Regions from separate parts of the Mus musculus genome. Here regions 1, 2 and 3 are each linked to region 4. The links are chromatin loops, found by intact Hi-C in ENCODE. Cell type or tissue: left cerebral cortex. All regions are shown on one strand. Region 1 overlaps Epb41l5 (erythrocyte membrane protein band 4.1 like 5). Region 2 overlaps Sctr (secretin receptor). Region 3 overlaps Ptpn4 (protein tyrosine phosphatase, non-receptor type 4). Region 4 overlaps Epb41l5 (erythrocyte membrane protein band 4.1 like 5).

Region 1 (8,000 bases), 47 kb before region 4:
CAGGATTCATTCGACTAGGATCCCGATTTAGATACAGGTTCAGTTCCCCAAGTTTTCACATCACTCTTAACTCTTGATTTTACTGGGGTAGAAAAGAAGACACGAGAAATAAAGTATGTTGCCAAAGATATCCACTGGCCAAAATTTTTAAAGAAGTATTGTTATTGTTAATAATTTCTTGACTAGATGGGAAATCAGTTATATTATTGTTATTTATATTAATAAATTTTATATGTAATAAGCCACAATTTAAATTTATGTAACAAGGTAAATTTTCAATCTGACAGGTTTATCTCATACAGAAAATGTATGGGACATTAATATGAACAATACTGTGGCTGAAGGCCAGTTGGCTTTTACCAGCTCCTCTGTCATGAACTGGAAAATGTCTGTTATATTTGAGTAGCGGTCAGTTTGAGTCTTCAGTTAAAGCAGGGATGACAGTGCCCATAGTGTAACGAGTCAGCCACAGAGAGTTCTGAAGATAATTTCTGTTCTACCATGTCAGAAATGCTGAGGGATTTTCTTAGCTGGCAAACAAACAAGTACAAAATTGTTTTTTTAAGTGTATCTAGATACACTTTTGTAGAAATAATCACAGAAAAAGTAACTTCAGTTGGGCCTGAAGATGTAGCCCATTGGTAGAGGGCTTGCCTAGCATGTGTAAGGCCTGAAGTTTAATCCACAGGACCATCAAAGAACTAACCGGAAATCTTGTTCCGGATTACACATTTTGTATTAATTCCTATGGCTAGGAAAGGAGAGGTGCTTCCCTGATAGCATGGACATTTTCTTCTGTTTTAATAGGTAATATATAAGTCTTTATACATATATATAGGTGATATATATACTTAGAAGAAATCCTATGTTATTAATGTTATGTATAATACCAAAGCCTGGAGAATAAAAAATATTTGGATAAAGAGAAAAACAAAACTATCGATGGCAGTAGTTCCCTTCAGCATGCTTCAGTGCAGGATAATATGTATGCAGACATTTTACTCTTCTGCGTCTGGTTGCCTCATACTGTCTTCCTGTTGACTTGCTTCACTTATTTTAGTGGAAAAACAGAATATCAGACCACAAAAACTAATAAAGCAAGAAGATCAACCTCCTTTGAAAGAAGGCCTAGCAAGCGGTATTCCCGACGGACGCTGCAAATGAAAGGTGAAGTGCAGCCCTGCTCCACAGGCTTGTCCTTCCTTCCTGGACAGTCTTCTTGTCCTCACACTTCCTGTTTGCTGGAGAGGAAGCTGCCTGAGTTTTCTCAAGTCTGTTTTAGTTAACTAAAACCATCTTTGTCTGACTTTAATAAGCTGCGTAATATTGGTCCTGTAATTGGCTGACATTAAACTTGGTAGTAATCTCAGTGCAGATGTTCTGGGCAGGGTCACACTTAGTATGTCTTCAGTAGAGTGGTATTTTCTCTCTTGTGTCTTTCAAATCGCGTGATGAAATGCAGTTCCTCCCCTTGGATATTTTTCTAATATTAGCATGTAATGAACATATTTAAATTTTTTTTATTTGTATGTGTGTGTGCACATGCAAACATGCATGTGTGGCATTTTATGCACCCTATAAAGGCCAGTACCCTGGCTTGGAATGTAGGCAGTTGTGAGCTGTCTGGTTTGGATACTGAGACTTGAAACAAGACCTCTGGAGGAGCAGCAGTTACTCATAACCACTGAGCCATTGCTCCGGGCCCAAAGAAGATTTCAGTAAAGATTTTTCCATATTAGGCTGGTAAGGTGACTTACGTGTTAAGTGCACTGTGCTGCCAAGCCTAATGGCCTGAGTCATTTCCCAAGACCTACAAAATAAAAGGAGTTCTCTTCTGACATACACACACCATGACATATGTGTTTCACACAAAGACACAGAGAGTAAGACAATATAAAATGAGTAGATGAAAGCCAGTCATGATGGTGTATGTCTTTAATCCCAGCACTCAGGAAATAGAGGCAGGCAGATCTCTGTGAGTTTCATGCCAGCCTTGTCTCTACTACAAAGTTACTTTCAGGACAGCCAGGACCGTTAAACAGAGAAACCATATCTTGAAAAACCAAATAATAATAATAATAATAATAATAATAAATAAAAAGTATAAATTATATTGTTCCATATTACAATTTACTGTTGAGAAATCCCACAAAATAGAATATTTATCAATGTCTGTTGTGAATAGATATTTACAACATCATAAATGTTATCTGGCATTTAAAATATTTTAACTCTAAAAGAAGTGCATAGTTTTCATTAAAAGATAAATTTAAGTCATCTATAAGATGGAACACAGGGCCCCCAATGGAGAAGCTAGAGAAAGCACCCAAGGAGCTAAAGGGGTCTGCAGCCCTATAGGTGGAACAACAATATGAACTAACCAGTACCCCCAGAGCTGATATCTCTAGCTGCATATGTATCAGAAGATGGCCTAGTCGGCCATCAGTGGAAAGAGAGTCCCCTTGGTATTGCAAACTTTATATGCCCAGTACAGGGGAACGCCAGGGCCAAGAAGTGGGAGTGGGTGGGTAGGGGAGCAGGGCCAGGGGAGGGTATAGGGAACTTTCGGGATAGCATTTGAAATTTGAAATGTATATAAAGAAAATATCTAATAAAAAAATGTGCTTTAAAAAAAAAAAAGATAAAGCTTGGTGGTGGTGGCGCACGCCTTTAATCCCAGCACTTGGGAGGCAGAGGCAGGCGGGATTTCTGAGTTCGAAAACAGCCTGGTCTACAGAGTAAGTTCCAGGACAGCCAGGGCTACACAGAGAAACCCTGTCTCGAAAAACCAAAAAAAAAAAAAAAAAAGATAAATTAAAACTTGTGTTTGGATTTCTACTGAAGCATGTCTACTGTCAGGTTATCATCACCACTTAACAAAAAACTGCCACGCGCTGACTGTGGCGGTGGGTTTTTAAATTAATTTTTCTGACTGATCTGTACTCAAGTTTTTGAGTGGTTGTAAATTTAAATATATGGTTATGAGTTAACATAATTAAATGATAGTTTAAAGCCTTAATACTTCATCCTCCTACTGACAGAATTCAGAGTTAGTTGCCTTAGTCTATGAGACTTAGAGAAAGTTACTTTAAAAGACAGATGTGAGCTGACAGTTTAGTTCATGAGTGAAGTTTCTTGTCACTCAGCTTGACCTGAGTTTGATCTGTGGGGCCCAGGTCATTTCAGAAAGAGAGAATGGACTCCCACACATTGTTCTTTGACCTTATGTATGCTCTGTGACACTGACATACACATGCAGAAATACATTTTTTTAATGGAATTTTAAGACAAATAGATGTTGGGCTGGAGAGATGATTCAGGAGTTAAAAGCAGATACGCTCCTCCAGAAGTTCTTAGCACCTCTGTGAGACAGATCACAGTCACCTGTAACTCAGGCTCCAGGGTCATCTCAGACCTCTTGCCTTCACAGGCTCACTGGGTGCTTATGTACACACTCACATACATGAATTTTTACATAAGTCTTTAAAAATAGAGTAGGGTGCTAGAGAGATGGGTGGGTGGCAGCTCAGTAGTTACGAGAGCATACTGCTTTTACAGAAGATCTGAATTTGGTTCCAGCAACCCACAAGTGGCCTGCAGGTGCCAATAGTAACTCCAGCTCCAAGGGATCTCAGGCTTTCTTTGGAGCTCCGGGTACACTGCACCCACACACACGGACTCAGGTCCACAGAAATAAAAGTAAACCCTTGAAAAAGAAAGGAATAGACCCTCAGAGTGACTGCTGCTGTTGGCCTTCCTGCTCTGACCTGCAGCACAGCCGATGGCTGAGAAGTATGTTTTATAGAGCAGTGAGTTGAGCTTTTACTTTGAATAGTAAAGCAATTTGTTATGCAGGGTGGACTAATAAGATGTTCTCTCTTCTCTTCTCTTCTGTCAGCCAGCACAACACAACCTGAAGATCTTGGGTAAGTACTGCCTTGTAATGTAGGAACTGAGAAGATTTATATAGTTGCAATTGTTAATTAAACAAATATTTGTTGAAGGCCTTGCAAAATGTCAAATTTTCACAGGCATTAGGATTATAAGAAACAAAAACACACCAGATGAATTAATATTCAGAAAAATGAAGCTGTTTACAGAAGTAGAATAGGGTAGGAACAGCTATGTTATTAATTTCAGAGTGTCAGAAGAAAGGTGGGTTTCTAGGTAAAAGCAATTTATTGTAGGCTAAATACAGTCATTGTATATACGTAGTTCCTATTTTCCCATATTGTTTCTGTAAGATCAGTACTGTTGTGCCTGATTCCTTTCTCATTTAAGCTGATCTCTTCTCCTTTCGTTCTTTGGTCAGCTGAAGACTCAGTTTGTTAGCCTTTAATTGATGTTTGCTCTAATATTTGTTCCTTCTCGTTTCTTACAATTTAGTTTGCTCTGGCTGCTTCCTCCTCTTCCGGGGTACTTCTTCTGTTACCCAGAGCCTAGTGTGACCAGATGGGCAAGTGCTCTGCCACCGCTGCCTCAGACCGCTGCTGTGTTTTGTTATTTTCTGTTGGTTTTTAAAACAGAGCCTCACTTTGCAGCCCTAGCTGGCCTGGAACTTAGTTGTTTGAAGCCAGGTTTTTTGTTTTTTTTTAAGATGGCCCACTGGCCTTAATTATGTGGTCCTTCTGCCTTAGCTAACTAAGTGCTGGGCATTAGAATGATGCAGCACCCACCCAGCTTCCTTGTCCTTTTGGTGTTATCTTAAAGTGGGGTTAAGATGGGCTATGTAGGGCTGGCCAGATGGCTCAGTGGTTAAGAGCACCGACTGCTCTTCCAAAGGTCCTGAGTTCAAATCCCAGCAACCACATGGTGGCTCACAACCACTCGTAATGAGATCTGACGCCCTCTTCTGGTGTGTCTGAAGACAGCTACAGTGTACTTACATATAATAAATAAATAAATCTTTAAAAAAAAAAAAAAAGATGGTCTATGTACCCTACACTAAATTTCAACTCTGTCCTGGTAATCCTGGTGGGATTACAGGCCTGAGCCAACCATACCCAGGATAACGTCTTTAAATACATAAATAACAATTTCAGCTGTAAGGTTCCCCTTGAGCACTATTTAGTTGCATTCTGTAAACCTTGGTGTGTTTTGTTTGCATTTTTGGTTTGTCCCACTTTATTTTCAAAAACAGCCATGTATTTGGTGTCTTCCAGATGCTTATTAAACAGTTAGAGTCAAAGCTGGGTGTGCTGGCACACAAGCCTTTAATCCCAGCACTTAGGAGCCCAGAGGCAGGTGGGTCTAGATTTCCATGAGTCTGATGCCAACCTGTTCATAAAGCAAGATCTTGTCTCAGGAAGGATAGCAATAACAGTAGTAGTAGTAATAATAATAATAAGTGGCAATGGTAATAATAATAATGATAATACAAATCAGATTCAGACCAATACCTATAAACATAACTTTGTGTGGGATGTGGCTGAATGGGTCTGTCTGTCTGTGTGTCTGACTTAGAACTCTTCAAAAGAGGTTTGTTATTTTCAGATACTGAGTAGTCATTTTATATATACATATAAAAGTTAAATATATATGTGTGTGTGTGTGTGTGTGTGTGTGTATAATCTACCCTTTTTTTAAGATCTATTTATTGTTATATGTAGGTACATTGTAGCTGTCTTCAGACACACCAGAAGAGGGCATCGGATCTCATTGTAGATGGTTGTGAGCCACCATGTGGTTGCTGGGATTTGAACTCAGGAACTTTGGAAGAGCTCTTACCCTCTGAGCCATCTCACCAACTCCTCTACCTTTTTTTTTTATCTTTCCCTGAACTATTTAGAATCTGTGCTTGTAAGGAAATTGGGAACTAATGTTGTCTCTGTGTTTTTAAATGGTGTTGTTTTCTTTAGTAGGTCATGTCTTACTTTCCTGAAACAGCCTGGGACATGGCATTTGACCTTAAAGAGTAGCAGAAATGGGAACAAAATATTTAAGCAGTGACATGATGTGAAATAGTTAAGGATTTTATTTGCAAAGTAAAAAAGCCTCTTCTGTAAGGTGTTCTGAAGTACTAACTTTTAATTACAGCACAGTGAGAATAAGCATGGTCTCTTTCCTAGAATTGAAGTTAATTTCACTTTAGTGGATAAATGTCATTTTCTCTTCGTTAGTGATACTTTTGACTCTAGAAGACCACAGAAACAGGCTACTGGTGGCCCTTTGGAGGGAGGAAAGGGAAGGGAGTCATGATATAATTATGTTATAATCTCAAAAATTATACAAAACAAAATTGAGTGGCTCACAACTTCAGGTGATCTGCGTTGGCTTCCAATGACACAGGTGTATGTACTCATGCATAGACACATGCACATAAACGTGTGTGCGCGCGCGCGCGCGCGTGTGTGTGTGTGTGTGTGTGTGTGCGTGCGCCAGTGTGTGTGGGCTTTCAGAAGTTAAATGATGAGAGAGTGCCATCCCTCCTGAAGTAATCTCATATAGTACTCTGGAAAACCTGAGTTTGTGTTGGCATCCATGCCCTTTGCCCTTGCCGTTCTGTTTGCATGACTGGTTTTGCTCCAGTGGACTGTGGAGAACAGCCATTTTTATAGGGTACAACTATTTGACCTAAGATGTTTCTTGACCTTGTACTCTGCTCTTGAATAGAATATACCAGTTTGAGTAACAGTTTTGTAAGTCTGTCTTTTTCCTTGTAATATTTCCCCTTCTTGTGAGCTTGAACTAAAAGTACACTGAGAAAAGTTAGTGTTTTAAAGCATAGTTGATGGTTTTGTTACAAATACGGTTTCCTCCCACTGGAGCTTCCTTCTCCTGAGTGAGGAGACTGAGCAAGTGCCTTTGTACCTGGGTTAGAGCAGCGCTGAGACAGGAAAGGGGAGGAGAGTAAGTAGGTGCTGTTCATGAGCAGAAAATGGGTCAGTTGTTGCATGTGGGACTCTCCCGAGGCTCTTCTCTAAGGTGCTCGGAATATACATTTAGAATCAGAAACCAAGTTACTACTAAGTGTCTTGAATTAACTTCAGTTGTCTCTTTATCACTATTGCTTGGTTTGTTTGCTTGTTCTTGTCTTTGTGGAACTAAGCCTCAAAACCAGGTCTCCTGGATGTTAGACGAGCTTTCTACCAGTGAGCTACGTCCCAAGCCCTACTTTTTAATTATTAAGTTCAGATTCAAAACAGGAAGTTGCGATTTAGTTAATATGACTTGATTTTTTTTCTCAAGTTTAATTTTTTTTTTTTTTGTTACTACTGAAGTTATTAAGTGCTATAAGAAACGTTTCAAAGTAAGACGTGAACCATAGACTCATTGAGGCTAACTTTTGCTCCAAACAAGTTCGGTGAGATTTTACATATAGACTAGGAAGTCACTTTAATCAGGATACTGTAGTCTGGGAAGAGCAACCACAGCTCCATAGCAAAAAAGGGCAGAGGGAGCTGGGACTGGATGATAGGTGTCCTAGACATTGTTCAGCATCCTTAATAGTGATACTGTAACTGAGATTCAGTGCTGAAGCATGGTAGCTGCTCTTCCAGAGGACCCAAGCTTCACTCCCTACTTGCACATTGGGCTGCTCACGACTGTGTAACTCCAGTTCCAAGTGATCCAAGCCACCTTCCTGCCTTTTCAGGCACCCTCATACATGTGTGCACATAAGCATACACACACATACACACAACATACATGTAAATAAAAATAGAATGAATCTTTTTTAAGTGTGAGGGATAGAATTATTTTTAAAAATTAACCTATAATAAATGAAATATGGGGAAGGAAAACCAACCAGTTAGGTCAGTAGTTCTCAACCTGTGGGTCCTAACCCCTTTAGGGTTACATACTTGCTATTTACATTACGATTCATAACAGTAGCAAAGCTACAGCTATGACGTATCAACAAAATAACTTTATAGTTAAGGGTCAGCCACACGAGGCACTGTGTTAAAGGGTCACAGCATCAAGAAGGTTATGAGCCACTGGGTGAGATTATATAGACTTCTAAAAACTTCAGAGATCTGGAAGAGAGAAACTTGAAGGTT
Region 2 (8,000 bases), 460 kb before region 4:
TGTGGTAGGCCAGCTAATACCAATTGAGCCAGAGTCCTACCTTTTTATTTTTTAGTCATATATTTTAATTCAACATGTAATTCAGGTATAGCCTGTGCTAATTTTTTTAAAGATGTATTTGTTTTTAACTTATGTGTATGTACCTGTGTGAAATTATGTATATGGAGTGCCCTTGGGGGAGGGAAAAGGACTCTGATCCTCTAGAACTACAGTTACAGGTTGTGGTAAACCACCATGTGGGTGCTGGGAACAGAACCTGTGTCCTCTGCAAGAGTAAACACTTTTAACCCCTGAGCCACCTCTCCAGTGGCTTCCTTTTTAAAGAACTGGTATTTGACTTGTCATTTCTGAATCTTTACGCATCCAACAGCGTCCATGTGAGGAATGGCACTCTCTGTCCTTAACTCAGTTAAGGCTGGGCCTGCAACAGCACACAAGCTTGTATTTGCTGCCGGATGGTCCTCTGACACCTGCCATCTCTGTCTTTGGATGTTTCCCAAATGGAAGATACGTTTTACTGTATCCTCTCCACCTGAGAGCCAAAGGTCCCCAGGAGCAGCCCCGAGTCTGTGTCGGTTGCTCTCTGTTGCCAGCTCACTGATGAAGCCAAAAGAGAAAAACACAGTTACCAAGTTTGGGATAATCTCTATGCTCTTGGATTCTTGGCCCTGCCATGGGGCATGTAATGTCAGCTTACCCTGTTCACCATACAGATGGACTTGAAGCTATAGGCAGCCACAGTTTGTCCTTGAGAAAACAATAGAAGAGTTCAGCCCGGTCTGGAGGTAGGGGCAGTGAAGCAGATATCAACAGGAAGAAGGAAAGACACTGCATCCCATTAACTAGTGTTAGTTTAATTATGAACTCTTAAGTCTGAAAGTTCCAGATCCCTTCTTAAAAACTGAGAGGCTGTGGAGATGACTCAGGAAGTAAAGAGTTTGTTATAGCCAGCAGTGGTGGTGCATGTCTTAAATCCCAGCACTTGGGAGGCAGAGACAGGCAGATTTCTGAGTTCAAGGCCAGCCTGGCCTACAGAGTGAGTTCCAGAGCAGCCAGGGCTACACAGAGAAACCCTGTCTCAAAAAACAAACAAACAAACAAACAAAAAAGAGTTTGTTATGCAACTGTAAGGATCACCAGAGCCCATGTAAATGCCTGGTAGGCATGGCAGCCTGACAGGAATCCCAGCACTCATAAAGTAGAGACAAAAACCTGTCTAGGTAAATTAACGTAACTCTCAAGCTCTGGGTTCACTGAGACACTGCCTCAGATAATAACCAGATGGGGCTGGAGAGGTGGCTCAGCAGTTAGAAGCACTTGCTGCTCTTGCAAAAGACCCAAGTCCACTTCCTAGTACCCAGGTTGGGTGACTTGGGTGACTAGCAATCCCTTGTAACTCCAGGGGATCCAGTGCCATCTTCTGTTCTCTTCAGGGAACTGCACTCACAGACTCACGCTTCCATGCAGAAATGCATGCATACACAGAAATAAAAAAATAAAATAAAATAAACATGTTTTTAAAGAAAGAAAGTGGAAGAATGATTGAGGGACTCACCTAACCTCAACCCCAGGCCTCCACATGCACACACTGAATGTGCTCTCACACACATGTGAACACACAGAAATGTGTGCATGCGCACTATATACACATGAAAAGAAAAGAAAGATAAGACAGAGATGGCATTCAGTGTAGAACTCTGACTTCCAGCTGCATTGCATATGTACACACACTTATAAGCACATGTACACACACACACACACATACACACACACACACCCCTAAATGCTGAAGAAAGCGAAAAAACTCAACATCATCATCTTGCTCTTCATATCCCATAATGCAATCACTTGCCTGACAACTTGAGTGTGCAAAGAAATGGTTTTGGTAGCAGAGCAAAAGAAAGAGTTTAGACAGTGAAAAAGAAGAAGGGATCTCACTGTCATCTGACCAGGTCAGAACACCAAACGTCACCATCAAACACTGATCGGCACGGCTATAGCCCAGCATCTGCTTAGCTGAGGACAGGAGGGGAATAGGTTATGACCTCCACTGTTGGAGCTCATGGTCTTCAGCGGGTACAGAGAGGTCAGCGGCCAGAGTGTGTGGTGGTAAGGGCTTGGTGGGAGGAGGAATAGGGTGGACAGTGCAGAGGGAGGTTGGGGGGACAGGTATGGAGACTGCAGGAAAGAGCAATGCTTAACTCAAGTGCTGAGGTGACAATAGTATGTCCAGACGAAGAGGGGTCAACAATGAAGGATCTCCAGGTGGAGAAGCAAAGCTTGAGTAGGATGATCTAAGTACAGAGAGGTGAGCTGGACAGATGGACAGATGGATGGATAGGTGGATGGATGGACAGACAGATGGGTGGCAGGGCTGCTGCAGAAGGTCATTTGGTGACATCAGCAAAGCAAGAGGACAATGACCATGGGGAGAAGGATCCTGTGAGGCTGAGAAGATGCAGCATGAGGAACCACACAGAGGCAGTTGGGAGGCGGGGACACAGGGGCAGAGCCAGGACAGAGCCCCCAGCTTCACATGCCTGAAGGGAGCTGCATTGCTCCGCCCCTCTGCCTAGGTCAGAGGGATGTGTTCTTCCTGACCCCATCTCTCTGTTACTGCATCCTTTCTGTTTCTCATACGATGTACTGCTATGACTTGGATGTGTCACTGAGGTTCTCCTGTTGGAAACTCAGCTCAGTTCCCAACATACACACATGCACACACACAGATACATACATATAGGTGTGTGTGTGTGTGTGTGTGTGTGTGTGTGTGTGTGTGTGTGTGAAGAGTTATCCTAGGAGTGGATTTCAAATGAAAGGATATTTGCACTCTCTCTCTCTCTCTGTCTCTCTCTCTCTGTCTCTCTCTCTCTCTCTCATACACACACATGCACATTCACTCATACATGCATGTACACACATACACACACACACCATCTCTTGCCTTCTCTTTTTTGTTTTCATTTTTTTACTGGATATTTTATTTATTTTTATCCCCTTTTCCAGTTTCCCCTCCGCAAACCCCCATCAACCCCCTCCCCCTGCTTCTATGAGGATACTCCCCCTCCTACCCACTCCTGCCTCACTGCCCAAGCATTCCCCTAAACTGGGGCATAGATCCTCCACAGGACCAAGGGCCTCTCTTCCCACTGATGCTCTAAAAGGCCGTCATCTGCTACATAAGCAGCTGGAGCCATGGGTCCCTCCATGTGTACTCTTTGGTTGGTGGTTTAGTCCTTGGGAGCTCTGGGGGGGGTGTCTGTTGGTTGATATTGTAGTTCTTTCTATGGGGTTGTAAACCCCTTCAACTCCTTCAGTGTTTTTTCTAACTCCTCCACTGGGGTCCGTGCTCAGTGGTCAGCTGTGAGCACCCACATCTGTATTTGTCAGACTCTGTCCTAGCCCTTCTTCTTCTATGATGACATAGACTGAAGGACCTACCTAGAGGCAGCTCCTCAATATTGGATTCTCCATCCTCTGAAACTGTACTAAATACATCTCTGAGCTGGAAAGATGCTCTGTTGGCCTGCCAGCATGAGGACCTGAGTTTGATTGCTAGAATCCGTGTTAAAAAGCAAGACACAGCTATAGGTTCTTGCCATCCCAGCCCTGGAGAAGTGGAGACAAGTGAATGCTAGGGTCTCACTGGCCCGCCAGCCTGCGTCAGCAATTATAAGGCCAAAGGAGCGATGTTGTCTCACAAAAACAAAGTAGATGGCACATGCATCTGCATGTACATACACATGCATAAATAGGCACATGTACATGCACACACAGTCCAAAAAGACAAACGGACAAAAACAGTATAAAATGGTGATTACATGGAGCTTGGAGATGAAGGAAAGGGAGAGCTACTTAGTTGATTTCAAGAACTCATCACACACACATATACACATGCATGTACACACACGTGCGCACACACACACACACAAAAGAGATGCATGTAAATTTGTTTGACTGTGGTGACCATTTCATAATGTACATCAAAACATCATGTCCCCTTATGCAGGTGTGATTTTTAATTGTGTGAGCATGTATATACGTATATGTAAGTATATATAAGTATGTGCATGTATCAAAGCTGGGGGACAACCTTGGATGTTATGCTCCTTTGATACAAGGTCTGTCATTGGCCTGAAGCTTACTGGTTAGGCTGGACTGTCGGGCCAGCAAGCTCCAGGGACTCTCCTGTCTCAGTCTCCCTAGTGCTGTGATTTTAATCATGAACCAACCTCCACACTTGATGCTTTGACACGGGGATAAAAATCAGGTTCTCCTGGTTGCCAGGCAAGCATTTACTGACTAAGCTGTCTCATCTTTCATTCAAAACACATACAATTTTAAAGATTTTTTTTCAAAAATGTCTAGCAAATGGGGCTAGATAGAGGCCACTGATAAGCCTGATTCTGTGGGTGCTGAGTAGGAGCCAGGCTGCAGCAAGATAAAATGAAGGTTAGGAGCCCAGAAACAGCCTCCAAGAAGCTGGCCACCAGGGGGCAGAGCTGGGACTGTGGAGGGAGGTGTGCAGAGAGCTATTTTACCAGCCCTGAAGGGACTGGACAAGCTGAGCAGTTAATGAGAGGAGACACTCAGTGTGACCCCACTTCTGAGCAGAATCTGAAGAAGTCAGGCACAGAGAAGCAGAGCTGGGAGAGACCTCAGTGGGTGGCCATGCAAGGTTGGATCACCTGGGGAAGGAAGCTCCTGAGGTATGCGTCAGTGGTATAGTTTGGATCTAGTATGGTCCCCAGTGTATTAGAGGCTGAGTTCCTAACTTGGTGTTATTTGGAAGGTCGTAGAACATTTAGAAGGCAGGAACTAGTAAAAGACAGGTCAGTGTGTGTAGAGGGGAGGGAGAAACGCATCTTAGTTTTGTTTCTGTTGCTGTAATAAAGTACTCTGACAAGAGCAAAGGGAAAAGGGGGTTCTTCCAGCTCACGGTTCCATACTCCCTCACTGTTCTGTGATTCGGTCCAGCGTGGCAGCGGTCTTGGCAGCGGGAGCTTGAGCCAGCTGGTCCCCTCACATCCACAGTCCCAACAAATGCTTGCACGCTAACGCTCAGCTCTTCTCTCTACTTCTTCACAATCAGAATCCTCTACCCAGAGAACGGTGGCAACCTCGAAGGCGTTCCACCTTAATGAATGTGATCTGTATAATCCCCAGACATATTCCCTGAGGGCAACCCAATCTAGACAGCCTTCCAGGGATAGTCTCTGCCCAGGTGACTCAAAACTGGGCCTCGCCATGGACCAGAACAATAGGCTAATTGACCATGAACGGAATCTCGTGATCCCATGTGTTTGCTTAATGACGAAAGCTGAGCAACACAGATAGGCAAGGTCTAGGGACTGCTCATGACAAGATGGCAGTGCCATGAACTGAATGTCTATGTCAGCCCAGTTCATACACTGAAGCCCTCACACCAGTGTGCCTGTAATTGGAGACAGAGACTCTCAGAATGTAATAAATGTCAGTAAAGGGGTAAAGGTGGGGGCTGAACTGTAAAAGATCCATATTCTTGTAGAGGAGACAATATCCACCCAGCAGGCTCCCTGGACAGGCCACAAGAGAACAGAGGAGCTACCTAGAAGCCAGGAAGTGAACCCTCACAAGACACTGGATGTGCTAGATCTTGAGTAGACTTCAGCTCCAGAATATAGGAAAAGAATCCTTTGTTGTTTATGCTAGTCATTCTGTGGTGTGCGTGTGTGTATGCGTGTGTGTGTGTGTGTGTGTGTGTGTTCACTCACACAGGTGTACCAAAGATCAACCCAATGTATTATTTTATTCATTTGCTGCCTCATTTTTGTTTATTTTCTGTTTGTTTGTTTGTTTGTTTGTTTGTTTTGAGACAGGGTCTTTTACTGGCTTGGATCTTACCAAGTAGGCTGGGCTGGCTGACCCCAGAGCCCTAAGGTCTGCTGGTCTCCACCTTTCCAAAGCTGAGAACCATTATATCTGATCTTTTTAAACATGAAATCAAACTTAGGTCCTTGTGCTTGCTAGGCAAACACGTCCCCAGCCCCCGGTGTATGGGTTTTGTTAGGACAGTCTGGCCAACCAAGATGAATAGGAAGGAAAGTAGCAGAGGGTTCACAGTAGACACATCTATCAAGCTAGCTGCTCTGAGGAAGCCGGTCCAGGTAGTCATGACTCTCAGGAAACAAAGAGCAAATCCATCAGCCAGAAATGAGATTGTGAATCAGGAGGGCAGGAATTCAAATAGACAGGTCACATGAGCATGTCTCTGAGAGCAGAGGGTGAGGGGAGCAAGGTGGAAGGTTCCAGAGAGAGTCCTGGGGTTAACTGAGGTTATGAGGCCAGGTTCCCATCCTAACAGACTCATGTTCCTATAAGGGACAGGATGGTCTGGGCTGCAGGCACGACTGACTAGGCCTACCTATCCCCATTAGTGTTCAGAGTGTTATGTCAGAGTGGTCTGTTGAAGCCAGCAGCCCCAGGATCGTCTCACTTTTTCAGGTTTACCCAGTGCTGAGCTGCCTTGTATTTATTGTAAGCAAGTACAGGTAGATAGGATCTTAGTGTTGTGAGTTTGCCTTGGGTACCCCAGAGCCAGGTGAAGGTCAGTGTCCTTAACACTGCACGGAGACTGGGGCCCAGTGATGAGACACTGGAAGGGGCCACCACAGCGGCAGAACGGCAGACCGCTAACCACTCAGACCAGCAGGGGTACTGGGAAGCTGGCTCCGATGTTGGAGAGTCTCTTTCGGAGCCATCGATGAGAAAGCAGGGACAAGGAGAAAATGCCAAAGCAGGGCAGTGAGAACAACACATTCTCTGCAGTCTCTTAGCTATGCTTATGTGTTAGTTAGCTTCCCACTGCTCTGACGAAGTAGCAGAGAAAATCAGCTAAGGAGAAAGGATGTATTTTGACCTAGAGTGTCATTTGAACTGGTGGCATCAGAGTCTATCATAGAGAGAGCACATGACAGAGGACACTGCCTGCTTCAGGATAGCCAGGAAGCAGAAAGGAGTAAAGGAAGGGCCAGGGTCACAGTATCCCCTAACGTCCTCCCATTAGACTCTACCTCCCAAGTATGGTTATCTCCTGATTGTTCTATGGGCTGGGCAACAAGTCCAACACACAGACCTTTGGGGGAGTATATAAGGTTTAAGCTATGAGGACGGGGAGATAGCTCAGTGGGTAAAGCGACTGCATTCTAAGTTCAACGACCTGAGTTCAATTCCCAAGAGCCCACATAAAAAAGCCAAGCATAGTGACACATACTTAAAATGTCACTAGTGGGAAGTAGAGAGAGGTGGGTCCTTAGTGTTCTCAGACCGCTCTTCCCAGCCAAATCACTGAGTTCCAAACCTCAGTGAGACTCTGTCTCAAAAAACCAAGATGGACAGGATTCTGAGGGATGATGCTCAAAGTTGACCTCTGGCCTCCGAACACATTTTCACACAGACACACATACACACACACACACACACACACACACACACACACACACACACACAATCCAAATTCTAATAGCCTGTTTCCATCACTGGACTCAAAGTCTCTGTCATCACAGTGCCTCAAATCCAATCAGCAACAACTATTTTTAGTCCTGCTAATGTACCTCTCAGAAACACAACAGACCTTAAAGCAGTAGCTGTCACAGAGGGGCAATTCCCCTCCTTGTATTCATAGAGTATATGATAGTGCCTGATGATATTTTCTGTTGTCACGGCTTTGCAGAGGTATTCCTGGTGCCTAATCTAGGGAGACCAGAGATGCCACTCAGGCTCATACAATGCACAGAACTACTATATCTTGTCCATATGTCAAAAGCATCAAGGTTGACCTGGGGGGTGTGGCTTAGCTGGTGCTTGCTAGTATACATGAAACCCCGGTTCCACCCCAACCCCAACCCAGCAACCTGTACTCAGTAGGCAGAGGCAGTGGGATCAGAAATTCAAGATGGTCCTTAGTTACATAGGGAATTGGAGGCCATCCTGGGCTACATGAGACCTGTCTCAAAAAC
Region 3 (8,000 bases), 120 kb before region 4:
TATACTCAGAACATCCTCTTGTAGCCTTTTATCTTTTGTTTTGGTTCCATGCTTTGAATCATTACAGCTAAATACTTAAGACTGTGATCAGCACAATACTAGCAACACAAATATTACCATTCTTTTCATTGTATTTATTTAAAATCAATACTTTAAATTTTAAAGTTTAATACTGAAGAATATTTGGCAATAATAGTAACTGAAGTAGTGATAATAAAATTTGGGTGACACTGAAGAGCTTTATGCTGAATGAGAAATTGTTAACAAAACAAAAATTATTGTATAATTCCATTTTTATGGAACATCCCAGATTGGTTCTTCATATGTACAGAAAGTAGATTAGTAGATACCTAAGTCCAGGTTTGGGAAAGAGGATGGAATGGGTCAGAAAGCATAACAGCTACTAAGGAATATATGGGGTTTTTATGGCACAGTGAAAATGAACTAAGAGTTTAGGGAATGGTTACACAGTTCTATGAAGTGTACTGAAAGCAGTTGCACTTTAAACGGGTCAGTGATATGAAAATAGAGCTAGGATATATAGCACATACACATATGCACATGTTCCTACACACCTGTGATAAACTCTTATCAGGATGTAGCCAAACAGATTGTTTAGAGAAGGTTTTTAAAGGTCAGTGAACAGCCAGGCAAGATGGATAACTAAGTAAAGTGCATAGGGACCTAAGGTGAGATCCCCAGTACTCACCGTAACATTTAGATCTGGTAGCTTGCATCTGTAGCCCTAGAGCTGGAGGGCCAGAGCAGAGATAAGCAGATCCCTGTGCTCATTGACCAGCCAGCTTGCCTAGCCATACTGAAGAGCTACAAATACAGTGATAGACCTTTTCTCAAATAAACAAGGTAGTGAGTGATGGAAGAGACCACAGTGCTACATGTGTGTGCATACACACTCATATATGTGCACAGTAACATTCATACAATACGCACCTGTACACACGAAAATATTAGTAGCTATAAGATGTATGAGAATTAGTTCCTATAAATTTGAAAGTTCTTAAAAAATTAGATCATTTTGAAAGTTGGAGAATTCAAATTTATGTCTTAAATAGGTAATTTTCTGTATTCAATCTGTTGACAATCAGGTTAAATGTCACCAGTATTGGCCAGAACCCTCAGAAAGCTCATCCTATGGATGCTATCAAGTCACCTGCCACTCTGAAGAAGGAAACCCTGCCTATATCTTCAGGAAGATGACACTGTTTAACCAAGAGGTAAGAAGTCAAGAGTGTCTGTGTATAAGAACTGCTGTAAAGACTTTGGAAAATGAAAATGTTTTTAGTCTGAGACTAGTTACTAGGAAACAAAAGTTACTCAACTGGTGACTAGAAGGATGGATCATCAGTTAAGAACAACACTTGCTGGGGGCTGAAGGAATGGCTCAGAGGTTAAGTGCACCGACTGCTCTTCCAAAGACCCTGAGTTCAATTCCCAACAACCACATGGTGACTCAAAACATTCTTTAATGGGATCCGATACCCTCTTCTGGTGTGTCTGGAGATAGCTACAGTGTGCTCATATATACATAAAATAAATAATTCTTAAAAACAAAACAAAAGAACACTTGCTGATTAGTCATAAGGAAAATTCAGATCGCAGCACTGATATAATAAGCTGGACATAACTACAAGTGCCTGTGACCCCAGCTCTGAGAATTTAGACAGAAGGATCCCTGGGGCTTTCTGAGTTCTATCTAGCATAGCTCTGAGCAATGACCAGGTTTAGTGAGAGATACTGTTCTAAAGGAATAAGAAGAAAGTAAGAAAGGAGGATACCTGATAACTTTTCTGGCCTCCACATATATATAGTCCACATACATGCACATACACACACACACTTTATTTATCTTTGCATAGTTCTGAGGTACTCTGGTTATATAAATAAAAATGTCATGGCTAGATATAGCTAGCTTTATATAGCTATAGTTAGACTAAGAAAAAGGACTATGTTGAAGATAGAAATCACTATGCACACATACACACACACTTGCCTACCTCTTGGTCATCTAGCTAGGAAAATAAAGATTAAAATAAAGAACTATCTTAATGATTAACCTACAGATTGGTACATTATAATTATAAGCTAGACAGTATATCCTTAATTTATTCTTATTCAAATAAACTTTAGCCGTTTTCTCCCTGTAAAGTTTAGCTTCATTTACTGTCCGATTCCTTTTCTATATGTTAGCACATCATCAGGCTCCTTCCTTATTGGCTGTAAGAGAGCCAGTAAGGCTGTATGTCACTTGTCATTAATCATACCCTTGGAGTTCCTGCCTTCAAAAGTTTTAAGTATTGGTGGGAGAGACCTGGGCCTTCACAGTCTTATGTGGCAGTTTCTTTCTTCCTTTGGCTTTGTTTAAAATGGCCGTCAGTGTTACTAAGTGTTGTGGTGCAAGTATTTAATCCTAGCTTGAGCCAAACATAAAATGTTGAGCCAACATAAAAATGCACACACACAATGCTGGGCGGTGGTGGCGCATGCCTTTAATCCCAGCACTCGGGAGGCTGAGGCAGGTGGATTTCTGAGTTCGAGGACAGCCAGGGCTACACAGAGAAACCCTGTCTCGAAAAAAAAAAAACAAAACAAAACAAATAAAATAAAATAAAGTGAAATAAAATAAAATAAAATAAAACTGCACATACACTGATAGATAGTAGATCGGCAACCTCCACTCCCAAAGTCTTGATTGACTTTGACCTTCATTGAAGGGGCTCTAGCCAGCCTGTCAAGCCTGGCCCTTCTTTCTTGTTTTCTCTTCCTGTGCTAGCCCAAAAGGCCCATTTCCTTATTAGTCCACTTTCTCCTTCTGAAACTGACTACGAGTCCATTTATCAAAGTATTGAAGTCCAGCAATCTAAAGCCCCCTTTGGCTCACCTAATTAACATGCCCAATTAAAATTAATCATCTCACTCTGACTCTTCCCCTTTTACCTTTATAAACTGCCAAGTCTGTCTCCTCTCTGTCCATAGGCAGTCCTTTGTCAGCACCCACCCACTCCCATCCCAAGGACAAATACTCCTTCCCCCTCTCCTGTTTCCTATCCTTTCTCCCTTAGCCTCTGTCTTCTGTCTTTCTCTCTTATTTATGCCCTTTTCGCGAACTTGGTCTTGGTGGTCTGAGTTGATACCTGTCTTTTCATTCATGATCTGCATTTAACATAAATGGCTGTCCACAGACTGAGTGATGTTGAATGATAGTTATATCCTGTTTTAAAGTGTGTGAGTCAGTAATTTGATATGATTTAGTCTTTTTAGGAAACCTTTTAAACCTAAAGATGCTGTGGAGCTGTAGGTGTCCTTTCACTTTTCACTTGAAGGAAAGAACCTCTGAAATATTAAATGCCAAAACTGGCAGAGTTAGGATTTGAGGATTTGAGCCAGAGTTCTTACTTTAATTATATCCATCATTGCTCCCCTTACTGCAGCCAAGTATATATATATTATATATTTATATACTCTATCTGTATATTTGAGAGATTTTGTATTTAAATGTTTTATTATACTCATTTATGTGTGCGCAAGTGTTTGTGGTTTTGTCATGGTGCACCTGTGGAGGTCAGAGAGGGCAGAAGACAACCTAAAGGAGTCTGCTGTCTGCTCCACAGTATGTGTCCCAGCAATTGGGTTGAGATGGTCATTCTTGGCCATAAGCACTCCTAGCAGCTGAGCCATTTCATTCTCCTGGGGCTTTGATGTCATTCCTGTCATGGAATAATTGTCTCAAGTTTTGTTCATGCTCACAAAGTGTTTACTTTACCATCTTTGTTCACGTGGAATCCCTATTAGGTAATCTTTTAAGCAGTTCTCTGACCTTAATTTATTTGATTACCCTGTTCAAAATGCCTTAGACATAAAAATTGAGTCATTAAAGTATAGCAATGTTGCCAGGTGGTGGTGGTGAACACCTTTAATCCTAGCACTTGGGAGTTAGAAGTAGGTGGATCTTTATGAATTTGAGTCTAGCCTGATCTACAGACTTAGTTCCAGGACTGCCAAAAGCTATACAAAGAAACTGTGTCTCGGAAAATCTTTACCAAAAAAAAAAAAAAAAAAGTATAGCAATGTAAGTAGCTAGTACTTACAAGGATACAACTATTTCTGTGAAATGTTTTCCTTCAGTTCAAATGTTGTATTTAAGTGAGTTTATACACAATGGCAAGACAAAATGGAAAGGTGGTTTTATTTCCTTCTAAAGCTAAAATGGCATGAATTTTATATTTTAAAGGTAATTCCTAAGTCAAAGTGTGTAACTTCTCATTTTCATTTAGAAAAATGAGAGCCGTCAACTTACTCAGATTCAGTACACAGCCTGGCCTGACCATGGAGTACCTGATGATTCGAGTGACTTTCTGGATTTTGTTTGTCATGTACGAGACCAGAGGGCTGGAAAAGAAGAGCCCATTATTGTTCATTGCAGGTACTTTATTTCCTGTCCTTAAGAAATGAATAAGTACGTTGTTGGGAATGCATTCTGTATTTTGGCCTTTTGTTGTAATAGAAGATGGTAGACAATGGAGAAAATTCTAATATAATGGTGTAGAAACTATGTAAAAGGATAAAAACAATAGTTATTTTCTGGTTCTCCTGTTTTAGTCTCTCTTCATTGGAATGTGTCTTATAATTGATGGTAACTTGGATATGATGAAATACTGACATCGTTTCCATGTGTTGTATTGCTATAACAAGACATTTGAAACTTGGTAATTTATAAAAACAGGAATGTAGTTTTCAGTTTTAGATTGCAAGGCTAAGTGTGGCCAGCAGAGGCTGCTACTCTACAAACTAGGGGAGCTAATACAGTGCAGAGCCCTGTGGGCCTCTGAAGCTTAACCTGTATGACTAGCAGCAGATCCAAAGTGGCATCTTTCTTTCTGCCACTGGGTCACATGTGATAATATCTTAATATATACCTTTAGTGGTAATATCTTAATGTTTTCTTATTTTAACATTTTTGAGAAAAGGTCTTGTATAACCTAACCTGGTCTAAATGCCCTTACGATCCTCCACCAATTCTGGAGTTGTACATGTATACTATACTGCCACCCCATCTTACAAAATAGAATTTTTGTGTTTTTATTTTTTTTAAATTTCATTTCCATGTTTAACTGGTTTTATTTTTCATTATTCAGCAAGCTTTTTTTGTTTTGTTTTGTTTTGTTTTTCAAGACAGGGTTTCTCTGTATAGCCCTGGCTGTCCTGGAACTCACTCTGTAGAACAGGCAGGCCTTGAACTTAGAAATCTGCCTGCCTCTGCCTCCTGAGTGCTGGGATCAAAGGTGTGCGCCACCACGCCCGGCTTTTCTTTTCTTTTTAATCTCCTGTTTTTTCCTCCTCTTCTTTATTTTAATATTTTTTTTATTATTTGTTAAATTGACATCATACATCCCAATTCCACTCATCTCCTCATCCCTCCATATATACCCTCTGCCCTTGCAACCTTCTCCCAAAAACAAATGAAATAAAACCATCTCACTGTGGGAGCTGCAGCGGGTCACACAGTGTAATCTGTTCCCACACAGCTTTACTTGGAAATGGTCATCACAATGAGTCGTTGCTCCAGCATCAATACTGGATCCTTGCCTGGATATCCTTTTAGTGCCCTGTGTCATGGGCATTCGACAACTTTGGTTCTGTAGAACCTGCCCCTTCCCACACTCCAGTGTGTGTGAGTTCATCAGCCTCCCCACCCCCCACCCCCAGCTCTCCTGTGCCCATGCTAATGGGGCCAGCTCTTCCACTTTGCTCTAGTGGGGGATTCCTCCTCCGTTTTATAACTTATTTCTACTCTTCTTTTTCCTTTTACTTAACACTGTTTCTTGTGTCCCTTTTTCCTCTCCTTTCTTTCTTTATCCCATTCATTACTATTTCCACCTTTGCTATAAATGATTTTTAACTTCAGAGTATACTTAACATTCATTTTGCCATTTTTTTCTTCTTTGGTCATTGCGGGTGTGTTATGGAGTTTAACCAATTTCACTGTGTTTCGATATCACATTCATTGTGGGGTTACCAATTTGTTTTCATCTCCCTGAGTAATATTGGGGGTTTACCCTGCAAGAATAGTCTGCTAGGGAGGAAGATTCCCAAATAAAAGTGGAAGAAAAATCCATACCAACAAAGGCACAAATTAAGACACAGAAATACTCCTCAATTACTAAATTCAAACATACTAAAACAGGTAAAATATTGGATAAATTCAAACATTTTCCTGTAAAAATCATTAGTGACTTTAAGGAAAATACAAATAAGCAGATGAATGAACTAAGAATTTCACATGGGGCCTTGGAAAGAAAACTGGCAACATAGAGGAGAAAGTAAGCAAGTGGATAGAAAAGTTAGCTTACACATGAATAAGAAATTAATCAAGGAAATCGAGATGTACAAAATACAAATAGCAATGTTGGAGATGAAAACTTTGGAGGAACAAATTTTTAATAAATATAGAAAGTAGACTGCATCACCAATGGACTAGACGAAGTAGCAACAATAAAAGAACATCAGGACTGTAGGCAAGCCTGAAGAATACTATGCAAACTTGATTTAAAAGCCCGCCTTTAATCCCAGTACTCTGGAGGCAGAGGCAGGTGGATTTCTGAGTGCGAGGCCAGCCTGGTCTACAAACTGAGTTCCAGGACAGCCAGGCCTATACAGAGAAACCCTGTCTCAAAAAAACCAAAATAAATAAATAAATAAATCAAGCAAGCAAGCAAGCAAAAAGTCACAACCACAATTTTCAAAAACTGTAGGATGTTATCAAGAGACAGAATCTAGGAATCTGTGGGGTAGAAGGAATCAAAATTAAAATTTCATAACATTATGAACTAACCAGCACCCCGGAGCTCTTGACTCTAGCTGCATATGTATCAAAAGATGGCCTAGTCAGCCATCACTGGAAAGAGAGGCCCATTGGACACACAAACTTTATATGCCCCAGTACAGGGGAACGCCAGGGCCAAAAAAATGGGAATGGGTGTGTAGGGAAGTGGGGGGGGGGGAAGAGGGTATGGGGGACTTTTCGGATACATTGGAAATGTAATTGAGGAAAATATGTAAAAAAAAAAAAAAGGAAAAAAATAGTTCTATATTTTTTTCTCTATCATGTCATAAGGATTGTGAAGATTAATTTTAAAATTAGGTTCCTAATGTCATGACCTTATAAATTATATCTATCTCCTGTATGACTCAGTGTGTATGTTGCTTTTAAAGTAGTAGAGGTGCATGTATTTGGACAACATGAAGAGTCCAATGGATAAAAATTAACACTGTTGACTATGTTATGAGTACAGAGACTCAAGACTATGTATATTCAGGCACAATCTAATGATGACCAATCTTACTTATGTTTAAAAATTTGATTGATCTCAAATATAATTCATTTAAACATTAAAAAAATTTCATCTAGAAAATCTATTCAATGAAAATAAAGCAGTTTTCCAAATCTAGGGAAGAAATGAACATCTAAGCCCAGGTGTTATTTAGAACCCCAAATTACATGACCAAGAGAGAACCTCTCCATAGTACAGTATACTCAAGATGCCAAAGTGTAAAAACACAGCAATATTAAAAACTGTAGAAGAGGGGGCTGGTGAGATGGCTCAGTGGGTAAGAGCACCCGACTGCTCTTCGGAAGGTCCAGAGTTCAAATCCCAGCAACCACATGGTGGCTCACAACCATCTGTAACAAGATCTGATGCCCTCTTCTGGAGTGTCTGAAGACAGCTACAGTGTACTTACATATAATAAATAAATAAATAAATCTTTAAAAAAAAAAAAAAACTGTAGAAGAGCCAAGCATAGTGGAACATACCTTGGTGCAAAGGAAGTAGGATCTTTGATGTTCAGGCCAGGCAGTACAACATAGTAAGCCCCTTTTCCAAACAAGACAAACACTGTAAGAGAAAAGACAGTATCTCACAACAGCAAGCATAGTGACCGGAGAGATGGCTCATCAGTCAAGAACACTGGCTGCTCTTGTA
Region 4 (8,000 bases):
CTCCTTTCTCTGTGATAACTCCAGCCTGTGTCAAGTTGACACAAAAGTAGCCAGTATACCTTTCATTTCAAATTTTATTAATCTGGATCTTCTCTGTCTTTAGCTAATTCAGCTAAGGGTTTTTAAGTCTTACTCATTTTGTCAAAGAACCAACTCTTTGTTTCATTATTTTTTTATTCTTTTTCTTTGCTTATTTCTGTTTCATTTATTTCAGCTCCAAGTTTGATTATTTCCTTACCACTATGTCTACTCTTTTGGGGTGTTATTTGTTCTTCTTGTTCTTTGGCATATGCCACTAAGTTATTAATACAAGATCTCATCAGTTTTTGTATGTAGGCACTTGGCCTCCTAGAACCGCCTTTATCAGGTCCTATAGGTTTGGGTATGTCATATTTTCATTTAATTCTAGAAAGTTTAATTTCCTTCCTGGTTTCTGTCTTGACCCATTTTTCATTCAGTCATGAGTTTGTATACTTTCTGTTAGTCCTGTTGTTGATAACGAACTCTAGTCCATGGTTGTTAGATAAGATGCTGAGTGTCTTGATTTTCTTGATTTGGTGAGATTTGCTTTTTGTCCACATATGTGGTCAATTTTAGAGAGTTCCATAAGCTTCTACTAAGAAAGTATATTCTTTTGCATTGGGTAAAATGTAAATATCTGCCAGTCCATTGGAATTCTCACGATATTTAACATCTACCATTTTCTGTTGAGTTTATCTGGCTGACCTGTTTATTGGTAAGAGTGTGGGGTTGAAGTCTCCCACTATGACTGTAGTGGTGTTTCTCTTATGAACTTGGGTGCCCTTGTATTTGGTGTACCTATGTTTTTTAAAATTACAGTATATCCTCTTGGTGGATTTATCCTTTGATGAGGACATAGTGCCCTTCCCTGTTTCTTCTGATTGGTTTTGGTATGGAGCCTACTTTGTCAGATGTTAAAATGACTACAGCCACTTGCTTCTTAGGTCCATTTGCTTGGAAAACCTTTCTTCAGCCTTTTACCATGTCTATACTTGATACTGAGGTGTGTTTCTTGGACCCTCTTATCTAGTCCAATCTGTTAGTGCCATTTTACTTTTGAACTGAGACTATTGATAATGAATTACGGGGGCTGGAGAGATGGGCTCAGAGGTTAAGAGGACTGACTGCTCTTCCAGAGGTCCTGAGTTCAGTTCCCAGCAACCACATGGTGACTCACAACCATCTGTAATGAGATCTGACGCCCTCTTCTGGAGTGTCTGAAGACAGCTACAGTGTACTAATGTGTAATAATAAATAAATCTTTGGGCCCGAGCAACCAGGGACTGAGCGTGAGTGGAGTTGACCAGAGTAAACAGGGCCTACCGGACCGAGCAGAGATCCTAAAAATTCAATTCCCAACAACCACATGAAGGCTCACAGGCATTTGTACAGCTACAGTGTACTCATATACATAAAATAATAAATAAAGAAATCATTATAAATAAATAAATGTCTCTTTAAAAAAATAATAATGAGTTACCAATAAGCAGTGTTTCTTGATTTCTGTTCTTTTATTTTTATGGTGTGGGTTATTCTCCCTCTTTAATAATCCCAGTTCTGGGATTATTTATTCCTTGTGTCTTCTTAGGTGTGGTTAATCTCTTCAGATTGAATTTTTCCCTCTAGTTCCTTCTGTAGAGTTTAGTTGCTAAATAGATACTGCTTAAATTTGGCTTTATTTATGGGATGTTTTTCTTTCTCAGTCTGTGGTTATTGATAGTTGTGATGGGTAGGAGTCTAAGCTGGCATTAGATAATGTTTGTAGAACATTCATCCCAGACCTCTGGCTTTCAGTCTTCAATGAGAAGTCAGGTGCTTTGGGCCTGCCTGTAAAGGCTACTTTGTCTTTTTTTCTGAACCTTTAAATATCCTTTCTTTGTTTTATGTTTCAGTGTTTCACTATTTTGGTTATTATGTGTCATTGGGAATGTCTTACCTGGCCCAGTCTGTTTGGTGTTCTTTTTACACCCCCCCCCCCCTATAGACTCATCTGTTTGAATGCTTGGCCCATAGGGAGTGGCCTTGTTAGAGAAAATCTGTCACTAGAGGGTGGGCTTTGAGGTCCAAAAGCTCAGTCACTTCCTACTGCCTGCTGATCCAGATGTAGAACTCTTAGCTCCTTCACTAGCACCATGTCTGCCTGCAGGCTGCCATGCTTCCAGCCATGAGAGTAATGGACTGAACTTCTGAAACTGTAAGCCAGCCCTAATTCAGTGTTGTCCTTTATAAGAATTGCTGTGGCCATAGTCTCTTCACAGCAATAGAACTCTAAGACAGCTTCTTATATCTTGTTAGGCACTACATTCTTTAGATTGGAGACATTTTCTTCTATGATTTTGTTGAAAATGTTTACTGTGTCTTTAACCTGGGTTTCTCTTCCTTCCACATTCCCTATTTGTAGATTTGGTTTTTTCATAGAATCCCAGATTTCTGGATTGTTTTGTGCCTGGTCTTTGTTTTGAACCTCTTCTGTGACAGAGTTAGCCATTTCCTCTATCTTGCTATCAAGGTGTTGCTGTCTCTTTCCATATCTTTACTCTGCTAGTGAGGCTTAACTCTAACTTTGTTTGACAGCGTACATTTTTTATTTCCAGGTGTTTTTTTTTCAGCGTGGGTTTCTTTAGTGATTCTACTTCTATTTTCATGTTTTAAACTGTTTTCTTTATTTCATTCCTCTGTTTCCTCTTGTTTTCATTAGTGGATTTATTAGTATCCTCTTTAAGGTCCTTGAGCATAGTCACCTGGCTGCTTTGACGTTCTTGTCTTGTGTCTCAGCTGTGTTGCATGTCTCAGGGCTACAGTAGGTCTTGGTAGAGGAATGTTGTCCTGGCTGTGCGTGTTTGTTCTGCAGTGAGGTCTAGACATCTGTAATTATGATTGAAGTGCTTCTAAGCATTGGCCTCTGGTTGTCTTTGGATGGGGATCCATTCTTTGATTGCTGTTTTAGGAGGTATAACCTCTCACGATCCTAGGTAGAGAGTTCTGCCAGTCAGTGGTTGGCAAAGAGGAATAGAGATGAGCTTGGAGAAATAGCTGAGAGGAGCTGTGGGAAGAGATAGGGTGATCCGGTCCTCACCAAAAGGCAGGTTACCCAGGGAGTAGAAGTGTGAGGGGAGGAAGGGCTCCCTAAAGTTGGCCGCAGGAAGACAAAGAATCTCTGGAGAGACAGGTGGAAGGGCTAGGAAGACCTTGGGGCTGCTTCAAGAGTCCGAGTGTTCAGTAGATGGAGTTGGAATGAGAAAGGAGGCACCTGTAAGCCGGCTGCCTCAGAGCTGAGGTAAGAGTAGCAAGATCATGGAGGAAGGAAGGATGGATAATGAAAATCACCTACCTGAGCCCCAGCCTTGTATGGCCACTGTGGGTCCTTGGTAGAAAGTCTTTCTAGATACTGGTGGCTAACACAAAGGAGTGGAGATGACTAGCAGGGAAGGCTGCGAGAGGATTGGGAAGGAGTTGAGCTGGGTCTGCATCAAGAGGCAGATAGATACCCAGGAATGTTTTGTCACTGCCCTGTAACCCAGGCTCCCGTGACCTGCTCCTATCTGTCAGTTGCTGGGGTTACAGGTAGAGGTTTTCTGATGAAAAAACTGACCTGTCCTTATGAGGATCCATTGGGTGGGAGGGATCATTTCTCAAGAGTCTCTGTGTGGCCTGGCTTTCAGTACTGAATAGTTAACACAGATGGCATAGATCTCTCTTGAGGTTACCTCACAGAGTTCTTGAGCTCATGTGTGTCTCTTTCCTAGCCATTTTCAGCTGGTGTTTATTCAGGCAGGCCTTCTGGCCCTTCTCCGAGACTCAACTCACTCTGCTTTCCTTGTTTGGCTTCTGCATTCGATGTTGCATAAACTCTGTTGCTCTGTGTAAGCACATTGATTTTTCTGCCTTGTAAATCTGCTGTTGAAAAGATGTAGAAAATTTTTAACTAAAAAGCCATACTTTTTTTCTGGCTCTAAGTTTCCATTTGGTTCATTTTTGTCTGTTGTCACACTGTTCTGGTCTCATGCAGTTCTTGTTTTCTGAGAGAATTTGACCCAGTTGAGCCCTTCGGCCACTGAAGTTCTCTGTGCTTTCGGAGCTTCTGCTACAGTCTTTCTTCTTGTGAGTGAGTCACAGTTTGTCACATTTAATTTGAAAAGTGGACATTTTGGACTTGATGATGTAATTCTCAAAGCTGAGTCTTAGGCTTTCTTGGTTCTGCCTGCTGTGTGGTTATATAATAGTTGGTAACTGTTCAAAGTAACACTTTGAGATGTCTTTGTTATCTGTGGTCTCTGATGCCTGCTGCCCTAGTTTAGAATTCAGCTAGTGATTTGACAGAGTTCATGTGACTAGAGCCAAGACATAAAAGAAAATGAAAAAAACCAGAGGAAAGTAGGGCTAAGTAGGGTTCTTAGCTTCCTAAGAACAATGTATTCTTTACAGAGGACCTGGGTTCATTCCCAGCACCCACAAGGCAGCTCATAACCGTCTATAACTGTACTCTCTTCTGACCTGTGTGGCACCATGGATGCATATGATGTGTGAACATATATGCAGGCATAATACTAATACACGTAAAAGTAAAAATAATGAATTCTTTAGGGTCCTGGGAAGTGACTCAGTGAGTAGAGGCACTGGCTGCCAAGCATGGCACCCTGAGCCTAATCCCTGGACGCACTTGGTAGGAAGAGAGAGCAGACTCCCACAGTTTGTCCTCCTAGCCTCCACACATGTGTGCAAGCACGCGTGTGCACACACACACACACACACACACACTAATGTAATAAAATGTTCTCATGGTCTTTACAGTTGTCTGTGTTGAGACATTGTGCAGCATTTAGAAGGCTTCCAGGGCTGGGGCTGTAGGGGTGCTGTCTCCCCTGTACCCTGAGCTCCAGTCTGCTTTCAGCAGGGGACCCAGAGTCCTACCTTGGCACATTCAGCATTTTCCAAATTGCTCCATTTTGTGGCGACTTCAGGGTTTTCCCCCCAAATTTCTTCCTCTGTGGCTTTCTTTGCCTCTCAGCAGAAGCCTAAGAGAAGCCTCAGTATCCTATGCTATCACTGCCTCCCTTGAGACAGGGTCTGTCGCTGAGTCTGGTGTTATCCTGGCAGCCAACAAGCCCAAGTGATCCTTGTGTCTCTGTCACCTATAGGGCTGGGACTACACGTCCTGTATGACCACACCCAGCATTGTTATATGGGTTTCAGGGATTTGAACTCAGGTCTTTGTCTGTGTACGGTAACACTCTTAAGCATGGGACTATTTCAATCCCAGATCCTTTATTCAGGTTCCTGTGTGGACTGTTTTTACTACTTTTATTATGTACATAAATTTTTACCATAAATTTTTATTGGTTTGCATGGTTTTTAAACTTTGTAAGATGAAATATTTTTGCTGTTTAGGTTTTTACATTTCTGAAATTTAAAATGTTACCTTTTGTTTTTTCATGTTACCTGCTGTTTAGAAGTCCGCCGCAGTTGTTCATTCTTCCTTTGCAGTGACCTTCCTCCCACAGCAGTGTGGAAAGATGCTGAGGTAGGGGCTGGCCTGCACATGGGCTGCTCCCCATGTGGTCAGCACTGTAAGCTGCACACGAGGCCACTTCTAGAGCATAGTCCATCACTTTAAAAGTCAGTATTTTATCGATTCCGTTTCTGAGTGATTTCCTTGACCAGAGGTGAAGTGACTTTTTTCTGTAGTATTCATTAGTTGGGACTTTTTTCTAGGGTTTTGTTGTTGTTGGTGGTGGTTTGGTTTGGTTTGGTTTGGTTTTTTTGTTTGTTTTTTAATGTTTTGAGACAGGATTTCACTGTGTAACCATGACTGTTATGGAACTCAAGTCTATAGACCAGGCTGGCCTCGAACTCCCAGGGATAAACTTGCCTCTGCCTCCTAAGTACTGGGATTAAAAATGTGACCACTGCTGCCTGGCTTAGTTGGGACATTTTCATCATTACTGTGTCCAAAGTTTTCAGTGACAGTAAAGATGAGATTTCCAGCCCGTTCTGATGACTTAGATGGTCAGCTGTGGGCCTCCCTCTCCTTTCCTGGCACTGAAACCACAGATAGACCATTGTTGTTCTCATCAGGAGATAAAGACCTGGTCGTATGCCAGGCCTGCAGGTCACAGGAAGGTCAGCATCCTCTTGTCTACCTGTTGCAATATCTGCAGAATCCTGGGTGTTACTTCTTCTGCACTTGCTCTCCACCCTGTGCTCTCACTGTGGCGCCTCCTGTTTCCTCACTCTTCTCCTTTGTGTTTCGTGATCCACTGAGCTTTCTCGGTCATATAGTTTATCACAGACTAGAGGGAAGAAGAAGCTAACAAAGCCAGGCTTTGTGGCACCCACATCTTTCTTCCCAGCACTTGGGAGGCAGTGGTGAATGGATCTCTGTAAGTTCAAGGCCACCTGGTCTACATAGTTCCAGGACAGCCAGAGCAAATAGTGAGATCCTGTCACAAAAAAAGAGAAAAGAGATCCTCCTCACTTCCCATCTTCTGTATAATCCCTCTGGGTTTGAAGCTCTAACCATACTTTTCTAAAGTAGATCACTCTTGAATTTCCTGAAGGCTTTAAACTCTACTGGCAACCCTTAGTTTTTAGGTCCTATGTTTCCTGGCCCCCTTAAAGACAAGTCTTTTCTATCATCTTAGTGTGACTGTAGGAAGGAAGCTATTGGACTCAGTATCTAAAGAGTCTGTGTTGGATATCAAAACTGAGTGTTCCTCCCCAGCTGCCCTTTCTTCCTCTCCATGGCCCCCGTATTCTCCTGGAGGAATTAGTGCCACCTTTATCCAGGCCTGCTTTTATTTCCTTCCAGTACTGCATTCAATGAAAATGATGTGCCCGTCTGTAAAGATTCCCTCACTCCGGTGCATGGCACAGCTGCAGACAGTGCCTCTGTACTAAAGGTAAGAAGATTGCTTTCCATTTTTCAAAAGACAATATTGAGTTTAACCTGTACTATAATGAGGGACAGCTGGTGACTTGTAGTTGGCACTGGGAATTGAGGCAAGAGGCACAGCTGAGCTTCATCTCCTGGAAAGACAAGAATCTTCTTCCCAGTCTCTATGCTGCTTGTGTCTGCTTCAGCTGGGGGCAGTCTGCTTGCTGGCTGTGCCTCTACCTGAAGAAACAGCACTTTGGTACACATCAATTTGTTTAGTAGTTGCCGCAAAATGATATCAACAATACATGTTTTCCTAGAGCTCTCTATTGTCAACAGTCCTGCATTTCCAACAGTAACTTCTTTTCTTACGTGATCACATTGTATTGCTGAATTGCATTGACTTTCTGCCCTAACGCAATGCATGGCCTGCATCTCACTGCCACCTGGGTGCCCTTTCCCTTCTCAGGAGGATTCAGCTGGGGCACCAGGACTCTCCTATCCAAACCTGCCAGGCTGGCCACAAGCCAGTCACTGTCTGAACTACCAGGCTTTATCTGTGTAGATGCAAGAGCTGCATGAATATTCACAGAGTACTTCTTTTTCTAGTTCTGATTATTGTATAGTTTCTTCTCCTTGAAATGGAATAATCATTCAAAGCTCATTTCTGAATTTCCCTTTTTGCTTAAAGGATCAATAATAGGTAGGGCCTGGTCACTATTAGAAATTCAGAGACTGCGAAGAGCTTAGTACGAGGGCAGTCATTCATGGACTCTTGGTGCCCTGTCTTCTTTAGGATGCTACTGATGAACTGGACGCCTTACTTCTTTCTCTGACAGAGAATCTGATGGACCACACAGTAACACCTCAGGTAAGTGTGTCTTGAAACAGCAAGGTCAAAAGACACTTGCTTTGAAAATGTTCTTGTTTGGTTCCAATTTTTTTTTACTTGATAATTTAGTAAACTTTTCATCAGAATTTTTAGGACTGGGGAGATGGCTTGGTGGGTAAAGCATATGCTATATGAGGACCTGAGTGTGGGTCCCCAAAACTCATATAAAGCTGAGCACAGTAGTGCACATAAAATGAGGTAGAAATAGGATTT

What was found. Hi-C counts contacts between places; a loop is a spot of excess contacts. Peaks named below come from ENCODE experiments on the same cell type or tissue, not always from the same donor. Only the 100,000 strongest peaks of a DNase experiment are listed, where the experiment ranks them.
Region 1: it touches region 4 in a loop (2.1-fold over the local background); 3 of 42 quality-filtered maps call a loop at or near these places.
Region 2: it touches region 4 in a loop (3-fold over the local background); 9 of 42 quality-filtered maps call a loop at or near these places.
Region 3: it touches region 4 in a loop (2.2-fold over the local background); 26 of 42 quality-filtered maps call a loop at or near these places.

What each region holds. Positions count from the first base shown.
Region 1 is chr1:119,601,154-119,609,153 of GRCm38, reverse strand. Epb41l5 (erythrocyte membrane protein band 4.1 like 5) reads left to right here. Exons shown (of 25, transcript NM_145506.4): 12 at 1-37; 13 at 1,061-1,167; 14 at 3,899-3,926. Among named protein-coding and RNA genes, the nearest start is that of Epb41l5, 44 kb to the left of the region's middle. In left cerebral cortex, no CTCF peak of the experiment used is centred here; DNase peaks (open chromatin) are centred at 3,569 and 4,524.
Region 2 is chr1:120,009,820-120,017,819 of GRCm38, reverse strand. All of the region lies in intron 1 of Sctr (secretin receptor), which reads right to left. Among named protein-coding and RNA genes, the nearest start is that of Sctr, 6.8 kb to the right of the region's middle. In left cerebral cortex, CTCF peaks have their summits at 1,427 (motif pointing left) and 4,481 (motif pointing right); a DNase peak (open chromatin) is centred at 4,503.
Region 3 is chr1:119,671,990-119,679,989 of GRCm38, reverse strand. Ptpn4 (protein tyrosine phosphatase, non-receptor type 4) reads left to right here. Exons shown (of 27, transcript NM_019933.2): 24 at 1,107-1,235; 25 at 4,293-4,441. Among named protein-coding and RNA genes, the nearest start is that of Epb41l5, 27 kb to the right of the region's middle. In left cerebral cortex, a CTCF peak has its summit at 4,776 (motif pointing right); a DNase peak (open chromatin) is centred at 4,811.
Region 4 is chr1:119,553,972-119,561,971 of GRCm38, reverse strand. It overlaps Epb41l5 (erythrocyte membrane protein band 4.1 like 5), which reads left to right. Exons shown (of 25, transcript NM_145506.4): 21 at 6,830-6,920; 22 at 7,692-7,766. Among named protein-coding and RNA genes, the nearest start is that of 3830432H09Rik, 22 kb to the right of the region's middle. In left cerebral cortex, no CTCF peak of the experiment used is centred here; DNase peaks (open chromatin) are centred at 3,878 and 4,138; H3K27ac peaks cover 1,668 bases.